Linked DNA regions of Homo sapiens: region 1 is linked to region 2. A link is an interaction called in ENCODE POLR2A ChIA-PET data of the cell type or tissue named here. Cell type or tissue: PC-9. All regions are shown on one strand. Links, peaks and the distances in the headings refer to the core of each region. The heading gives the core; the rest is flanking DNA.

Region 1 (8,332 bases), core at 268-8,267, 76 kb after region 2:
CGAAACCACCCTGGCCAACATGGAGAAACCCCTCTCTACTAAAAATACTAAAATTAGGCCGGCATGGTGGCTCACGCCTGTAATCCCAGCACTTTGGGAGGCTGAGGAGGGTGGCATGAGATTGGGAGACCAAGACCATACTGGCTAACACGGTGAAACCCCATCGCTACTAAAAATACAAAAAAAATAGCCAGGCATGGTGGCGGGTGCCTGTAGTCCCAGCTACTCGGGAGGCTGAGGCAGGAGAATGGCTTGAACCAGGGAGGCGGAGCTTACAGTGAGCGGAGATCGCACCACTGCACTCCAGCCTGGGTGACAGAGCGAGACTCTATCTCAAAAAAAAAAAACACAAAAAATACAAAAATACAAAAATTAGCCAGGCATGGTGGTGGGCGCCTATAATCCCAGTTACTCGGGAGGCTGAGGCAGGAGAATCACTTGAACCTGGAAGGTAGAGGTTGCAGTGAGCCAAGATCATGCCACTGCACTCCAGCCTGGGCAATAGAGCCAGACTCCATATCAAAAAAAAAAAAAAAGAAGTTATTTCCAGTTTCCCAGTTAGAAAAGGCTTTCTTTATTTGTTCAGTTTATTATGAAGTTTTACTACATTTTCCAAAGTGATCTTAGCCACATATCATGTAAATAACAAAGAACAAAGTTCTCCCATTTGAATTTCTGAAACAGATGAGATTTATAGGGGCTCCTCTTGGAGTTTCATATTCCAAATGGTCAGTTAAAAACAACCTCTGAAGAGCAACAACCTTTAAAATGTATTTGCCAAAAAGCAAGCATTACATTTTTTTTAAATTTTTTTATTTACTTTTTTTTCTTTTTTTTGAGACGGAGTCTCGCTCTGTCGCCCAGGCTGGAGTGCAATGGTGTGATCTCCACTCACTGCAACCTCCACCTCCCAGGCTAAAGTGATTCTCCTGCCTCTGCCTCCCAAGTAGCTAGGATTACAGGCGCCCGCCACCACACCCAGATAATTTTTGTATTTTTAGTAGAGATGGGCTTTCACTATGTTGCCCAGGCTGGTCTTGAACTCCTGACTTTAGGTGATCCACCCACCTTGGCCTCCCAAAGTGCTGGGATCACAGGCGTGAGCCACAGTGCCCTGCCACATTTTTATTTATTTATTTTTTTAGAGACAGGGTCTCACTCTGTCACTCAGGCTGGAGTGCAGTGGCACTATCACGGCTCACTGCAGCCTCGACCTCCTGGACTCAAATGATCCTCTCATCTCAGCCTCTTGAGTAGCTGGGACTACAGGCACATGCCACCTTGCTTGGCTATTCTTTTTTTTTTTTTTGAAACGGAGTCTTGCTTTGTTGCCCAGGCTGGAGTGCAGTGGCTCGATCTCTGCTCACTGCAACCTCCGGCTCCTGGGCTCAAGCGATTCTCCTGCCTCAGCCTTCCAAGTAGCTGGGATTACAGGTGCCTTCCACCACGCCCAGCTAATTTTTGTATTTTTAGTAGAGCCAGGGTTTTGCTATGTTGGCCAGGCTGGTCTCGAACTCCTGACGTCAGGTGATCTGCCCACCTCAGCCTCCCAAAGTGCTGGGATTACAGGCGTGAGCCACTGTGCCCGGCCTTTTTTTTTTTTTGAGATGGAGTTTTACTCTTGTTGCCCAGGCTGGAGTGCAATGGCGAGATCTCGGTTCACCACAACCTCTGCCTCCCGGGTTCAAGAGATTCTTCTGCCTCAGCCTCTCAAGTAGCCGAGATTATAGGCATGCACCACCACACCCAGCTAATTTTGTATTTTTAGTAGAGATGGGGTTTCTCCATCTTGATCAGGCTAGTCTCGAACTCCAAACCTCAGATGAACCACCCACCTTGGTCTCCCAAAGTGCTGGGATTACAGGTGTGAGCCACTATGCCTGGCCTATTTTTTTTTTTTAAGTAGAGACGAGGTCTCGCTATGCTGTCCAGCCTGGTCTTGAACTTCTGGCCTCAAGCAATCCTCCTATCTCATCCTCCCAAAGTTCTGGGATTACAGGCGTGAGCTAACAAACCTGGCTGCCAAATGTTTAAGTAGCAAATGTTGCAATTAAATATATCATTTTTAATCTTTATATCTGGAATTCTCAGTGCCTGAAAGGGTTCATGTATGATTTTTCCTAGATGGGTAGACTCCAAATATTTACGTTTCCCAAGTAAACATCCTACTTTTCTGTTTCCAAATACATCAAACACTCTTGAGTATTATCACATTCTTTACCCTTTTTTTCCAGGGAGGATCTTGGGGGTGTGCTGGGATAAAGTGAGCTAAAGTATTTCATTACAATGACTTCCATGTCCCTAAATGTTGGTGTTTTTTGTTTTTTGCTTTTTGCTTTTTTTGAGACAGAGTCTTGCTGTCACCCAGGCTGGAGTGCAGTAGCATGATTTCTGCTCACTGTAACCTCCATCTTCTGGGTTCAAGCGATTCTCCTGCCTCAACCTCCTGAGTAGCTGGGATTACAGGCACGTGCCGCTATGCCCAGCTAATTTTTTTTGTTTGTGTGTTTTTTGGAGACGGCATCTCACTCTGTCGCCCAGGCTGGAGTGCAGTGGCACAATCTCAGCTCACTGCTAGCTCCGCCTCCCAGGTTCACGCCATTCTCCTGCCTCAGCCTCCCGAGTAGCTGGGACTACAGGTGCCTGCCACCACGCCCGGCTAATTTTTTGTATTTTTTTAGGTAGAGATGGGGTTTCACCATGTCAGCCAGAATGGTCTCAATCTCCTGACCTTGTGATCCGCCCACCTCGGCCTCCCAAAGTGCTGGGATTACAGGTGTGAGGCACCACTCCTGGCCACCCAGCTAATTTTTGTATTTTTAGTAGAGACAGGGTTTTGCCATGTTGGTGAGGCTGGTCTTGAACTCCTGACCTCAAATGAGACCTGATGGTTTTATAAAGGGGAGTTCCCCTGCACATACCCTCTTGGCCTGCTGCCATGTAAGATGTGCCTTTGCTCCTGCTTCGCCTTCCACCATGATTGTGAGAGCTCCCCAGCCATGTGAAACTGTGAGTCCATTAAACCTTTATTAATTCTTTATAAATTACCCAGTCTCAGGTATGTCTTTATTAGCAGTATAAGAATGAACTAATACACAGGCATATTCACAAGAGCCAAAAGGTGGAACCAGCCCAAGTGTCCATAACGGATGAATGGATTAACAAAATGTGGTCCATCCATACAATGGAATATTATTCAACCTTAACAGGGTAGAAATTCTGACACCTGCTGCAACACGGACAAGCCTGGAAGACAAAGGACAAATACTAGATGCCACTTATGTGAGTCACCTCATACATGCTTTATATGATTCCACTTATATGAGGTCACTAGAGTAGTCAAATTCATAGACAGGGAAAGTAGAATGGTAGATGCCAGGCTCTGGGGGAGGGGGAATGGGGAATGAGGGTTTAATGGGGTCAGAGTTACTGTTTTGCAAGGTGAAAAAATGTTCTCGATGGTGATGATGGTTGCACCATGTGCATGTATTTAATGACACTGAACTGGTTGCTTAAAAAATGGTTACAATGGGAAATTTTACATGATGTATATGATAAAATTTTTTTAAAGACAATAAGGGCTGAGATCTTTTTCCACAGCTCTTATCATATTAAAAAAAAAATTTTTAATGATAATCTGAGCAAGATTACCATTTTAGCCCAGGCAGTCAGAATCCTTTTCATACTTTTATTCACACTCAATTAAAAAGAGGATTTTAAAACCTGCACTTTTTTTTTTTTTTTGAGTCGGAGTCTCACTCTGTCGCCCAGGCTGGAGTGCAGTGGCGCGATTTCCGCTCACTGCAAGCTCCGCCTCCCGGGCTCACACCATTCTCCTGCCTCAGCCTCCCCAGTAGCTGAGACTACAGGCGCCCGCCACCACGCCCGGCTAATTTTTTGTGTTTTTAGTAGAGACGGGGTTTCACCGCGTTAGCCAGGATGGTCTCGATCTCCTGACCTCTTGATCCGCCCACCTCGGCCTCCCAAAGTGCTGGGATTACAGGCATGAGCCACCGCGCCCAGCCAAAACCTGCTCTTTAAAGATAGAATTGTGTTCTAAATCATTGTGCCATTGTGAATAATATTTATGCAAAGAGGATTATGTAATTCATACGCTTCTATTATCCAGAATGAAGGAAGAATATTCTAGATATTCAGGAGCAATGCCTTACATGGCTGAAATATTTATCCCAACTTTTTTATTGTAAATATGTGTAAACTGGGAAATCATACTACTGTGCTAAAACGTTAAAAAACGTTTTGTTTTGTTTTTGTTTTTTTTTAAAGAAGCAAAGATGTAAAGGCAGGGAGGCAGCTACTTGGGAGGCTGGCATGGGAGGATTACCTGAGCCTGGGAAGGTTGAGGCTGCAGTGAGCTGTGTGATCACACCACTGCACTCCAGCCTGGGTACAGAGCAAGACCCCGTCTTTAAAAAAAAAAAAAAAAAGGCAGGGAGGAAGTGGGCCATATGGGCTTCTGGGGAAAAATAGCCCAAAGAAGGTGCTGCAGGGCAAAGCTCTCAGCCCGCAGCTCTCGACTGGGCTTCCAGAAACGCCCAGAGGCTGGTGTGGCCGCAGTCAGAAGGGAGGCAGGAGAGGTCAGAGAACAGGGCATGGAGGAAGCAGGGGCCAGGAGGCATTGTTAGGACTTTGATTTTCAGTCTGAGTCAGAAGGGCAGCCAGGAGCTTTTGTGCAGAACATCAGATCAATTTCAAGAAAGTAGCAGACACAGAGTTCTGTTTTCAGGATTTAAGGTAGCTTGAAACCTGAAGTTGCTTTTCCCTGCTGTTTAATTTACACCAGCAACAGGAGACTCCTAGAATGAAACTAGGGGTTAGGAAGTTACAGGCCATGAAGAAAACTTTAGGAAGTTACAGGCCGTTAAGGAAACACCAGGCGGTGGCTCAGGCCTGTAATCCCAGCACTTTGGGAGGGCAAGGCAGGTGGATCACTTGAGGTCAGGAGTTCAAGACCAGCCTGGGTGACAGAGTGAGACTTTGTCTCAAAAAAAAAAAAAAAAAAAAAGAGAACTTTATGAAAACGTAATAAGTCATTAGTCCACATTGCTAATTTCTCAGTTAAAAGCATGAGCTCTGTTAAACTTGGAAGTTGTCTTGGCTGCTGCTGCTTTTTATTTAATTTTTTTTAAAATAGGGATGGGGTCTTGCTATGTTGCCAGGGCTAGTCTCAAACTCCTGGGCTCAAGCGATCCTCCTGCCTCAGCCTCCCAAAATGCTGGGATTACAGGTTAGAGCCTCTGGGAACCCATACAATAGAATATTAATCAACCTTTAAAAGGAAACTGGGCAAACTGCTCACTGGAATAAAATCTCTTTTCTCCAAATTCCTTTTCAGGAAACTTTTGTTCACATATGCCAGTCACAGAAAAGACAAATACTGTGTGATTCCATTTGTATGAGGTCCCTAGAGTAGTCAAATTCATAGAAACAGAAAGTAGAATGGTGGTTACCAGGAGTCAAGAGGAGAAAGAATGGTGAATTGTTTTTGTTTTTGTATTTTGAGATCGAGTCTCACTCTGTCACCCAGGCTGGAGTGCAGTGGCCCGATCTTGGCTCACTGCAACCTCTGCCTCCTGGGTTCAAGTGGTTCTCCTGCCTCAGCCTCCCGAGTAGCTGGGATTACAGGCACGCACCACCATGCCCGGTGAATTTTTTTGTATTTTAGGTAGAGACGGGGTTTCACCATGTTGGCCAGGCTGGTCTGGAACTCCTGATCTCAGGTAATCTGCCCGCCTTGGCCTCCCAAAGTGCTGGGATTGCAGGCGTGAGCCACCGCGCCTGGCCTGAATCGTTTAATGGATAGAGAGTTCCATTTTGCAACTTATTCAAAATTCTGGAGATTGGTTGCACCACAATGTGAATATACTTAACTCCACCGAACTGTACGCATAAAAATGTTTAAGACAATAAATTTCATGTTATGTATTTTTGCTTACAATTAAAAGAAAATATATGGGAGCAGATATAAATTTCCTCAGGATTTAGAAAATCTATTTCATCAACATTTTTAAAACCTTTCTTCCATTTTAACATACATATATTTTATGATGTTCTTTGGAATTTTATTGAATTATTTTCAATATATCTTTCAATTTGTTATGTCAAAAATAAAGTTCCGACCAGGCGCGGGGTGGCTCACGCCTGTAATCCCAGCACTTTGGGAGGCTGAGGTGGGTGGATCACCTGAGGTCAGGAGTTCAAGATTAGCCTGACCAACATGGTGAAATCGCATCTCTACTAAAAATACAAAAAAGTAGCCAGGCGTGGTGGGAGGCACCTGTAATCCCAGCTACTCGGGAGGCTGAGGCAGGAGAATTGCTAGAACCCGGGAGGTGGAGGTTGCAGTGAGCCGAGATCACATCATTGCACTCCAGCCTGGGCGACAGAGCTAGACTCTGCCTCAAAAATTAATCAATTAAGTAATTAATTAAAGTTCTATCGTGTGATCTGATAAATTTATTTTATTTTATTTAAGACAGAGTCTCTCTCTGTTGCCCAGGCTGGAGTGCAGTGGTGCGATCTCGGCTCATTGCAACCTCTGCCTCCCAGGGTCAAGCCATTCTCCTGCCTCAGCCACCCGAGTAGCTGGGACTACAGGTGTGTGCACCACGCCCAGCCATTTTTTTGTGTTTTTAGTAGAGAGAGAGTTGTTGGCCATGTTGGCCAGGCTGATTTTGAACCCCTGACCTCAAGTGATCCCCCCGCCTCGGTCTCCCAAAGTGCTGGGATTACAGGCGTGAGCCACCGTGCCTGGCCCAATCTGATAAATTTATTAGATAATTCAAGACATCTGTGTACGCCACTGTTTCACAAAGTGTAGTCCATAAACTGGGGTGCCTGAATAGATGCTGGGACCCTAGGAGAATCTGCATCTTTGCAGATTGGGGGATTACACTTGGCCATCTGTACTTCTGTTAAGTTTTTCCAGTGATTTTTATCACCAGTCAAGCTTGAGAGCTACTGATACAGTTTATACAACCGAAGTTAGGGAACGCTCCAAATAAAACAAACATTTTGCATGGTTTGGAATAAAAACACTAGGGAGTCGACGAAAGTGACAATGACCTTATGTAATTTTCTGTTGTTAAAAGAGCACAAAGTCTTCCAAATGTCAAATACAAAATGAATCCTATGAGGATAACAGTCCCCAAGGGGTGATAATTTACAAACGCTAGATCTAGGAACTTCAGTGAACTTAATTTTCATTCGTCTAATTTCATGTGTAACAACTGCTCTGGACATAAAGAAGAAAATGTTGTAAGTTGTCAGGGCATTTCAGTTATCACATCTGCCATTATTCCATCAGTTCCAAGGGCCAATTGGGCTCATTAGTCTGCCAGAAATATCCCATGTCCATGTACAGAGGAATGGTTAAACATTATAGTATGTCTATTCAATGGAATATTACTCAGCCATAAAAAGGGATGAAGCACTGATTCATGCTACAACACTGATGAGCCTCAAACACGTTATGCTAAGTGAAAGAAGCCAGACACAAAAGGCTCACATATTGTATGATTTTATTTATATGAAATATTCAAGGCCAGGCGCGGTGGCTCAAGCCTGTAATCCTAGCACTTTGGGAGGCCGAGGTGGGTGGATCATGAGGTCAGGAGATCGAGACCATCCTGGCTAACACGGTGAAACCCCATCTCTACTAAAAATACAAAAAATTAGCCAGGCGTGGTGGCGGGCACCTGTAGTCCCAGCTACTCGGAAGGCTGAGGCAGGAGAATGGCATGAACCCAGGAGGCGGAGCTTGCAGTCAGCCAAGATTGCGCCACTGCACTCCAGCCTGGGCAACAAAGCGAGACTCCGTCTCAAAAAAAAAAAAAAAAATTCAAAATAAGAAAAGCCATAGAAGCTAGATGCAGTGGCACACACCTGTAGTCCCAGCACTTTGAGAGGCAGGAGGATCTCTTGAGTCTAGGAGGTTGAGGCTGCAGTGAGCTGTGACTGCACCACTTCAGTCCAGCCTGGGGAGCAGTGAGACCTCATCTCAAAAGAAAATAAAAGAAATCCGGCCAGGTGCAGTGGCTCACGCCTGTAATCCCAGCACTTTGGGAGGCTAAGGCAGGCAGATCATGAGATCAGGAGATCGAGACCATCCTGGCTAACACAGTGAAACCCCATCTCTACTAAAAATACAAAAAAATTAGCCGGGCATGTTGGCAGGCACCTGTAGTCCCAGCTACTTGTAGTCCCAGCTACTCGGGAGGCTGAGGCAGGAGAATGGCGTGAACCCGGGAGGCGGAGCTTGCAGTGAGCAGAGATCGCACCACTGCACCCCAGCCTGGGCGACACAGCCAGA
Region 2 (8,332 bases), core at 225-8,224:
AGGCAGCTTTGCCAAGGCTGGAAAACCTCTGGTTGGGGCCCAAGTAAGCAAACCAAAGGGAAGCATTTACAACAACTATGTTTTCAATAATTACGAAGTTTGTATTCCTCCACCCAAACGGGTTGTCAAATTCTCTGTGCATGTTCCAGGCCAATACGATATCTCATAAACTTTATTGAGAATGTTCCTGAACATGATGGTTTCCCAAGCAGAGAATTCCACAGTGAATGTGAACAAGTAACCTTACTGGACCTCGGCTGAACCAGGGTATACAAGTGCTCACTTTCTGGAGAATGAGAACCTGATGTTTGCCTCAGGCCTGTGTTTAATTATGAAAATGTGGTAGGTGGGCTAGATTTCAACAACAACGAGATAATTGCTAGGGTTCACTCTGACTCATTCTCCTATTTAAAAAGTATTTAATAATGAATGTGGAAATGTGAAGCTTTCCCTTATTTTATGTTCTTATTTAAGTATTTAACTCTGCTAACCCAAGGCTCACAAAAGAATGGTCAAAGAAATTATTTCCTTGATTCTCTATTCCCTTTCATTACCTCCAGCCATTTCTGCTCACCTTTTTTCCAGTTTCAAAGAGGCAAGTTAAAGAGAATGATCATATAAGTACAGCACATTCATAACAGAAAATCATGTGTCCCTGGCTTAGAGGGACCTTTTCCATTTTTTATATACATTTGCTTTAAAGCTTATGCTTTTCCATGTACATGGGACAGAACAACATATGTAACATGCCCTCTGGCCAGGGCCCTGTTCAAAATACTCAGCTCCAAATATGGAGTCTTCTAGGGGGAGGGGAGGGGTTGGAAAGAAGTCTTTGTGAGAAAAGAATCAAGTTCTCAAGTTGTGTGGGAGGGTAGGATTCAGGGGTCAGGCCACACTGAGAGATCCAGGCTGGAAGCAAAGAAACTCCCCCCAGATGACCTTAAAAATAAAAAATGAACAGTTTTAACACAAGTAGAGGAAGCAAAAGAACTTCTTATCTGCATCCAAACCATGCTCAACTTTAACATTTCGCTTCTGGAAATCCGGGCTGCCTCCCGCTCTGAGCAGGGTCCTCCCACACTTTCTATCAACCCCTCCCACAGACCAGATCCACAAAAGGATTCCCTCACACTCAAGAACACGGCTGTGTTTTTAAGAATGTAAAAATCCGCCCCTTTTTAAATAGATTTCTTCCTTCCACTTAATCTTATCTTCTTTTCCTTTATTCCTCTGGTGGGAAAAATATCTAATTTTGTTAGACATTTTTATTGGTAATTAGTGAGTTATTGAGGATGCAGTGACAAGGAAAACATAAGACACTGTGCAATCGCTGTCCGAGCCCCTTTATTCTGAAGGCTCCTAGGGCACATACGAACAGGATACAGAAAGCCACTGTGTAGACATATGAAGATAACCACACCCCCTCTGAGCAGAGGGAACAGATGTTTAACAGCTGTCTAGCAACAGAATAAAACAGTGGAACAGAAGTAAAACCTGAATTAGCCAAATAAAGTGTAGAGGACCTAAAGAGGAACTATGTCGTTATCAAAGTTGGCCAGAATGCCAGCCTCTCCTTACTTGCTTCTCTTCATCTGCTACTCCTCTATAGCCAAAGAAAAACAATTAACACCTAATTTTACATATGTCTAAATAATGACAAAACATTTGTTTCTAGTTTAAAAACAGTCTCTTTAAACTTATAAAGAAATTATACTTCACTGATATCAGGTGTGCTCATTTTCCTATGAGACACACAGAATGAAGAAAGCGTGCTTGCTGCGGCAGACTCCAGGAACAAGCAACAGTGGTCCACCGCCCAACTGCACCCTTACAAGCCTGTGCAAGTTATCTAATCTGCTTAAGCCTCAGTTTTCCCAGCGGTCGAGTAGGGCTCATAGAACATATCTCAGGGCTGGGCGCAGTGGTTCACGCCTGTAATCCCAGCACTTTGGGAGGCCAAGGTGGGTGGATCACCTGAGGTCAGGAGCTCAAGACCAGCCTGGCCAACATAGTGAAACCCCGTCTCTACTGAAAAAAAAAAAAAAAAAAATTAGCCGGGCATGGTGGGAGGTGCCTGTCATCCCAGCTACAGAGGAAGCTGAGGCAAGAGAGACACTTGAACCCGGGAGGCGGAGTTTGCCATGAGCTGAGATCACACCACTGCACTCCAGCCTGGGCAACAGAAAGAGACCCTGTCTCAAAAGAAAAAAAAAAAAAAATGGAATTATCTATCTCAGGCTGGGCTGGGTGGCTCATGCCCGTAATCCCAACACTTTGGAAAGGTAAGGTGAGTGATAGCTTGAGGTCTGGAGTTCGAGACCAGCCTAGCCAACATGGTGAAAACCTGTCTCCACTAAAAATACAAAGTCAGCCGGGTGTGGTGGTGCACACCTGTAATCCCAGCTACTCAGGAGGCTGAGGTAGGAGAATCGCTTGATCCTGGGAGGTGGAGGTTGCAATAAGCCAGAGATTATGCCACTGCACTCCAGCCTGGGCGACAGAGTGAGACTACATGTCAAAAATAAATAAAAATAAACATAAAATAAAAAAACCCATCTCAACTCAAGGATGGTTGTGAGACCACCAAACAAACTCAGTCCGAATGGAAAGTGATGCATGTGGCCGTTATTATTGTTGCTATTATTGTTCTGATTATATTAACCACTATTAACATTGGTGCCTCAGCTGGAAACTTACAAGGAGTATATCTCCATAAAGCAGAGTCTCAGGCACCTACAGTTAAGATACCTATTCCCGTTCTACCGCAGGGAAAAGGGAACTTAAGCTGTATAGAATAACTAATGCAAATCCCAAAGAAACAAAACTAGTCAAAAATAAAAACCTGGAATCCTAATTATCATTCTGCTTACTCTATTAGCCACCAGACTTAAAATTCTGTGTCTTAGGGGACTGAAATTACAACAGGAAGAATAATCATCACAGTGGGGTTTACACGGTGAAAAAAATGTAAGAGACCTAAGCGTCCACAATACTAGACACAGCAAGTTTCATGCCACGGATCCAATGCAGCCACATAATGACAATGTAAACCTTTACTACATGAGAAGGATCCAATGCAGCCATGTAATGACAAGGTAAACCTTTACTACATGAAAACAAGTCTACAACATAGTAAATGAAAAAAAATGGGTACAACACTCTAAGTACATAAAATCCCGTATTTTGAAAAAAGTTATACAAACCAAAAGGTTGATAACGGTAGGATTATAGGTAATGTTTATTTTCTTCTTTGTAATTTTCTATAATTTTTTTAAGAGCCTGTACTTACACAATCTCAGGAAAAAAGTCAATAAGGCCACTTTCATCTTGAAATCAGTGATTTTGTGGCTCCACACAGAGCTGTTCTCACAGACTTCCTACTGTGCCTTCACTTTCCCCACAGTCACCCCAGCCACTCGGCTCCCTGAGTTACCCAGGCCTTTCCCCTCTCACCTGTACTAACCCACGCCTTAGACTTCATCAAACACTACTGCCTGCCTGCTCTCTCCAGACAACTGTCTGCAGTCGGATGATGCATGAGTGGGGACGGGCAGAGGGCTTCTGCCCTCCTCACGCTTTCTGTTTAGTTAGTAGGGAACGCAGCACTTAACACTCAAATGTATTATTTCAAAACACTGATAAACTCTACGAGAGAAAAGAGAAAAGGGACTTGGAGGAGGAAGAGGAGTTGGCCAGACCAAGAGTGGGGACTGGGAGAAGAGCCTCCTGGGCAAAGGAAACAGAGTGAGCACGAAGACTCCAAAGAGCCCTGCAGGAGGGCAGAGCCTGCTCACAGCTCAGATGATGTCAAGACAGCGTCTCAGTCTTTGCAGGGTGGTGAGGCCGGGGTGTCTCCCAGGCAGCCTCACCCAGCAGTGCTCATCTCCAGGACTGCTTTACGTGCCAGGAACAGATCCACCTCTCAGGTACACACACACATTCAGCACACTGGAGAAATGTATGTATCAAACCAGTGTGCCCATGTATAAATTAACAATAAGAAATAACAGCTACCAAACAAATATGAGTCTTTGGCCATATAGTTTACTGCATTCTCTCAATGCTGATTGATCAATTCATAGAAACAAATAAAAACTTATCACAGGTAAGAGAATCCTAGATATTAACATGATTATTATCCCCCAAGTGGGGATCCCATTTATAATTGGAAAATTGTCATGTGAGCACATGATCAAACCAAAGGGCAGGAGCTCAAATAATGGTTTAAAGGCATCGGGACCCGGGCCACAAGGCACCCTGCTAACACCACCTGAATCTTCACTGTCGGAACAGGCTCTCCAACGAGCCTGATCTCCAGAGAAATTATTCTCTGGCCATAACCTGCAACAATTTACCTGTTCTGCTTTCTTGCCCCCGTTTGCATCTGAGTTTTAAACTTGCCTCTTTTCCTGATCTCTCTGCACCCTCAAGACTTTGCTTCCCTCCCAGTTCAGCACCAAGATGCACCTTTTTTTGAATGGCTGTCTTACCTTTTACCCTTCCACTAGACCCATTGCCAATCCCCAATCCTTGATAAGCATAACCACCCTTAAACTCATTCCAGACATATGCACAATTCTGGTTATTGAAACAAACCAGCAGGCTAATTGGTTCTCCAATCTTGGGAGTACCACAGCCAGATTCAAGGAGGCCTTAAGAGTTGCAACTACAAGAAGCACCCCGGGACACACTCTTAGATTAAGCAAGCTCTGAGTCTGACTGCTGGCCTTGGAGATGCTCTACCCGGCACTCCCACTTCCTATTCTCCATTTATTCTTCTCCCAACTGCTATTCCCCTGCTCCTTCTAAGGCTATCGTGACAGGTGGACCACATGGCCTGTAATGATGGACCACTTGCCATCACAGAAGCAAAAGAGCCAGGTCCTGGTTCTCCCTGCAGCCTCCTGTTGTGAACCTGGCCAATCGCAGAAGCCCAAACTTCTGCCCAGGGCTCAGACCAAAAAGAGTGTGACAAGAAACAGACAATTTGGAAATCATTTTGCCAGTGCCAGCAACAGCCAGGACTGTAGCAGTGGTGGCTGCAGCAGCAGCCACTGGGCAACCTCAGCCAGACTGTGTGGTCTCGGCTGCGGCTGTGGTTCTGACTGTCCCGCTTCCCTCGTCTACGGTCAGTTTTCTGGGCGTGGCTCTCTGTACTTCCTGTAGGTTCTGTAACTTCCCCCACACCCTTCCAATGATTTCCTTATACACTTAAATTAGCCAGAGTCATTTTTTGTGATTTGCAACTAGGAGCCCTGAGTTTACATCCACTTCGGGTGCCAGCCTCTTAGCCATGGTATTTGGTACTCCTGACCCCCACCTCCTACCTCCCTGCAGCCCTCTGCCCCTTGGCTCAGTTGAAACCACTCTACCACTTCTACTCTCTTACTTCTACAGTCCATTCTCTCTCAGCCTCCTGGTATCACAGGATTCCTCTTTCTTCCCAAGCTCCTTAAATACTACAGCTCCCCAGGCTGCATTCCAGTTGTCTACCTTCCTCATTCTAAATGTTCTCTGAAGTTGCTTTCTCAACTTTAGTGATCACCTAGGTTTTCAGCACACCAGTATACTCAATGCCAGCTAGACATCTCCAATAGGACTGCAGATATATCAGTGTGTCCAAAAAGGAATTAATTACCTTATCCTCTACACACTGTTTCTCCTACTCCACGCCTTCAAGTCTTTACTATCAAGTTAGACAAGCTTTAGCTTTGACCCATATCTAAGAGGTCACCAAATCCTGCCAATTCTACCTTTGTAACTAGTTTTTGTTTTGTTTAAAACAGTAAATGACTTTGGGAGGCCGAGGAGGGCAGATCACGAGGTGAGGAGATCGAGACCATCCTGGCTAACACAATGAAACCCCATTTCTATTAAAACTACAAAAAATTAGCTGGGCGTGGTGGTGGGCACCTGTAGTCCCAGCTACTCGAGAGGCTGAGGCAGGAGAATCGCTTGAACCCAGGAGGCAGAGGTTGCAGTGAGCCGAGATCGCGCCACTGCACTCCAGCCTGGGTGACAGAGCGAGACTCCATCTCAAAAAAAAAAAAAAAAAAAATTCAGTAAATGTGTCTCTTCATCTCAGTCCCAGCGTCTACCCTGTTTCAGGGCCTTACCACCAGTCCCATCTTTCTAACTGTCTTGGTCAGTTTGGGCTGCTATAACAAAATGCGAAAGACTGGGTGGCTTGTAAACAGGAATCAATTTCTTACAAGTTCTGGAGGGTGGGGAGTCCAAGATCCAGGTGCCGGCGGATTCAGTGTGTGGTGAGGGCTGCTCTCTGGTTCTTGCACAGCTGCCTTTTCTCTGTGTCCTCACTTGGTGGAAGGGGCAAGGCAGCTGTCTGAGGCCTCTTGTACAAGGATCTCATTCATGAGCTAATCACCTACAAAGAACCACCTCCTAGTACCATCAGGCCCACCTCCTAGTACCATCACCTCAGGGCGAGGATTTTAACAGGAGTTTTGGAGTACATTAATATTCAATCCATTACAACATCATATCATTATCTTTCTAAATCGCAGAACTGATCAACTATCCAGTAACCTTTATCAAGTGCAGCAGGAGTCTTGTGAGGGGGACCTTCCCATGTGTTAGAGGCCACTGGAGATCCCTGTTAACAAGGGAGAGTTCTGGAGTGGCCCTCTCTTAGTTATCCAAAGATCAGTGAAGGAGGCACCCACTGCCCTGGAAAAAGAAGAGAAGTATCTTCTGGGTTCTGACCAAGGACTGCCTTCCCAAGAATTGAAAACTCACTGGCTAATTCTGCATCTGAGCCACAGAGCCTATTGGAGGAAAAGGAGAGGCCCTCATTCCTTCCCAATAGAAGTTCAAAAGGAACACGATTTACTGATGTCCCCAACTGAGGTTTGCTGCAGGCAAGAACATCAAAAGCCCCATAGAGGAAGTCACCATGGGAGGGTGACTCAGGCTCAACACCAAGGCCTGGATGCTCATGAAGAGGGCTGGTCTCGGGACATCCCACACCTGTGACTGGAAGCCCCTGGGGACCCGGTGACCTGTTGAGCAGCTGTACTTAGTGAGTAAGAACTGGGTGCACGAGTGCAAACTGGGAGAGCTGTAGCTCTAGGGCCCTCCAGCTCTCCCACCGCGTGGCAGGGCTAACCCCTTTGAACAAGATCAACCCTTGGAGTTCTACAGGACAATTCTTGGTCAAGAAAAGTCACCCTGAAGGAGACACTGGACTTCCTGCTAATTGGTAATAAGAGAGCTTGAGTAATTTGTTGAAAATAATAATAAGAATATGAGACGTGGCCCAAGTTGGTAAAGAAGGTCATTCAGTTATCAATGGTTCTTCCCCAGCTACTCAGCAAGAAAATGAGAGCCTCTGATCCCTCACTTCAGTGCCTTGCATCTGGTCCTAAATGATGTTCCCAATTTCATATCCCACCAAAACCTTACTCACACCCACCACTCACTCCCCAAGAGCATCATGCTCCTTTGCCATGCGCATGTATATTTCCTCCTCACAGAATGCCTGTCACTTATCCTTTAAGGCTCGATGACCACCTTTCCCAGCACCTGCCCTGATCCACGCAGTAAGAACTGCTTAGTGGGCCAGGCGTAGTGGCTCACGCCTGTAATCTCAGCACTCTGGGATGCCAAGGCGAGCACATCATTTGAGGTCACGAGTTCAAGAACAGCCTGGCCAAAGTGGTGAAACCGATGTCTCTACTAAAAATACAAAAATTATCTGGGTGTGGTGGCACATGCCTGTAATCCTAGCTACTCAGGAGGCTGAGGCAAGAGAATCGCTTGAACCTGGCTGAGGGTGCAGTCAGCCAAGATTGCACCACTGCACTCCAACCTGGGAGACAGAGGGAGACTCTATCTCAAAAAAAAAAAAAAAAAAACTGCTTAGTGCTTGCTAGATCATGCACCACATCTCAGCCAGTTATTTCCACAGCATCCTCACGAAGCTCCCTAAGAGCGGCCCCTAGGTCCTGCCTAACTCCGTACTTCTCAGAAACCTACCACGGGTTCTTTCTTATACACGGGAGTCGTTAGATACTACACTGAAATAAAAAATACAACATGTCACATGTGAGTAAAGCAATACAACAGCTGGTAGTATCTTGCTGCTCATTTACAATTTTTTCTAGTCTTGGAAATCAAGCAAATTATAAAGCCATTAGAGACAGAAACCCCACTCAAATGTGGAGTTTTCTATTCTCTTCCCACAACTCTATACTACCAAAAGAAGAAAAGTCTCCCGCTATAAAAACAAAACAAAACAAAACGACGAGTAAGTTGAATCAGTACAGGGCAGTAGCTCCAATCTATTGCTGTAAAGAAATTATTTTGAAATGTT

The links. ChIA-PET counts read pairs that join two places held together with the same protein. Peaks named below come from ENCODE experiments on the same cell type or tissue, not always from the same donor. Only the 100,000 strongest peaks of a DNase experiment are listed, where the experiment ranks them.
Region 1: POLR2A ChIA-PET joins it to region 2 with 13 read pairs; 6 of 35 experiments call an interaction of 5 or more read pairs at or near these places.

The regions. Positions count from the first base shown.
Region 1 is chr7:6,303,358-6,311,689 of GRCh38, forward strand. No RefSeq gene overlaps it. Among named protein-coding and RNA genes, the nearest start is that of CYTH3, 35 kb to the left of the region's middle. In PC-9, for the core only: no CTCF peak of the experiment used is centred there; DNase peaks (open chromatin) are centred at 3,274 and 4,644; H3K27ac peaks cover 3,882 bases.
Region 2 is chr7:6,227,618-6,235,949 of GRCh38, forward strand. All of the region lies in intron 1 of CYTH3 (cytohesin 3), which reads right to left. Among named protein-coding and RNA genes, the nearest start is that of CYTH3, 41 kb to the right of the region's middle. RefSeq lists a silencer at 681-975. In PC-9, for the core only: no CTCF peak of the experiment used is centred there; no DNase peak of the experiment used is centred there.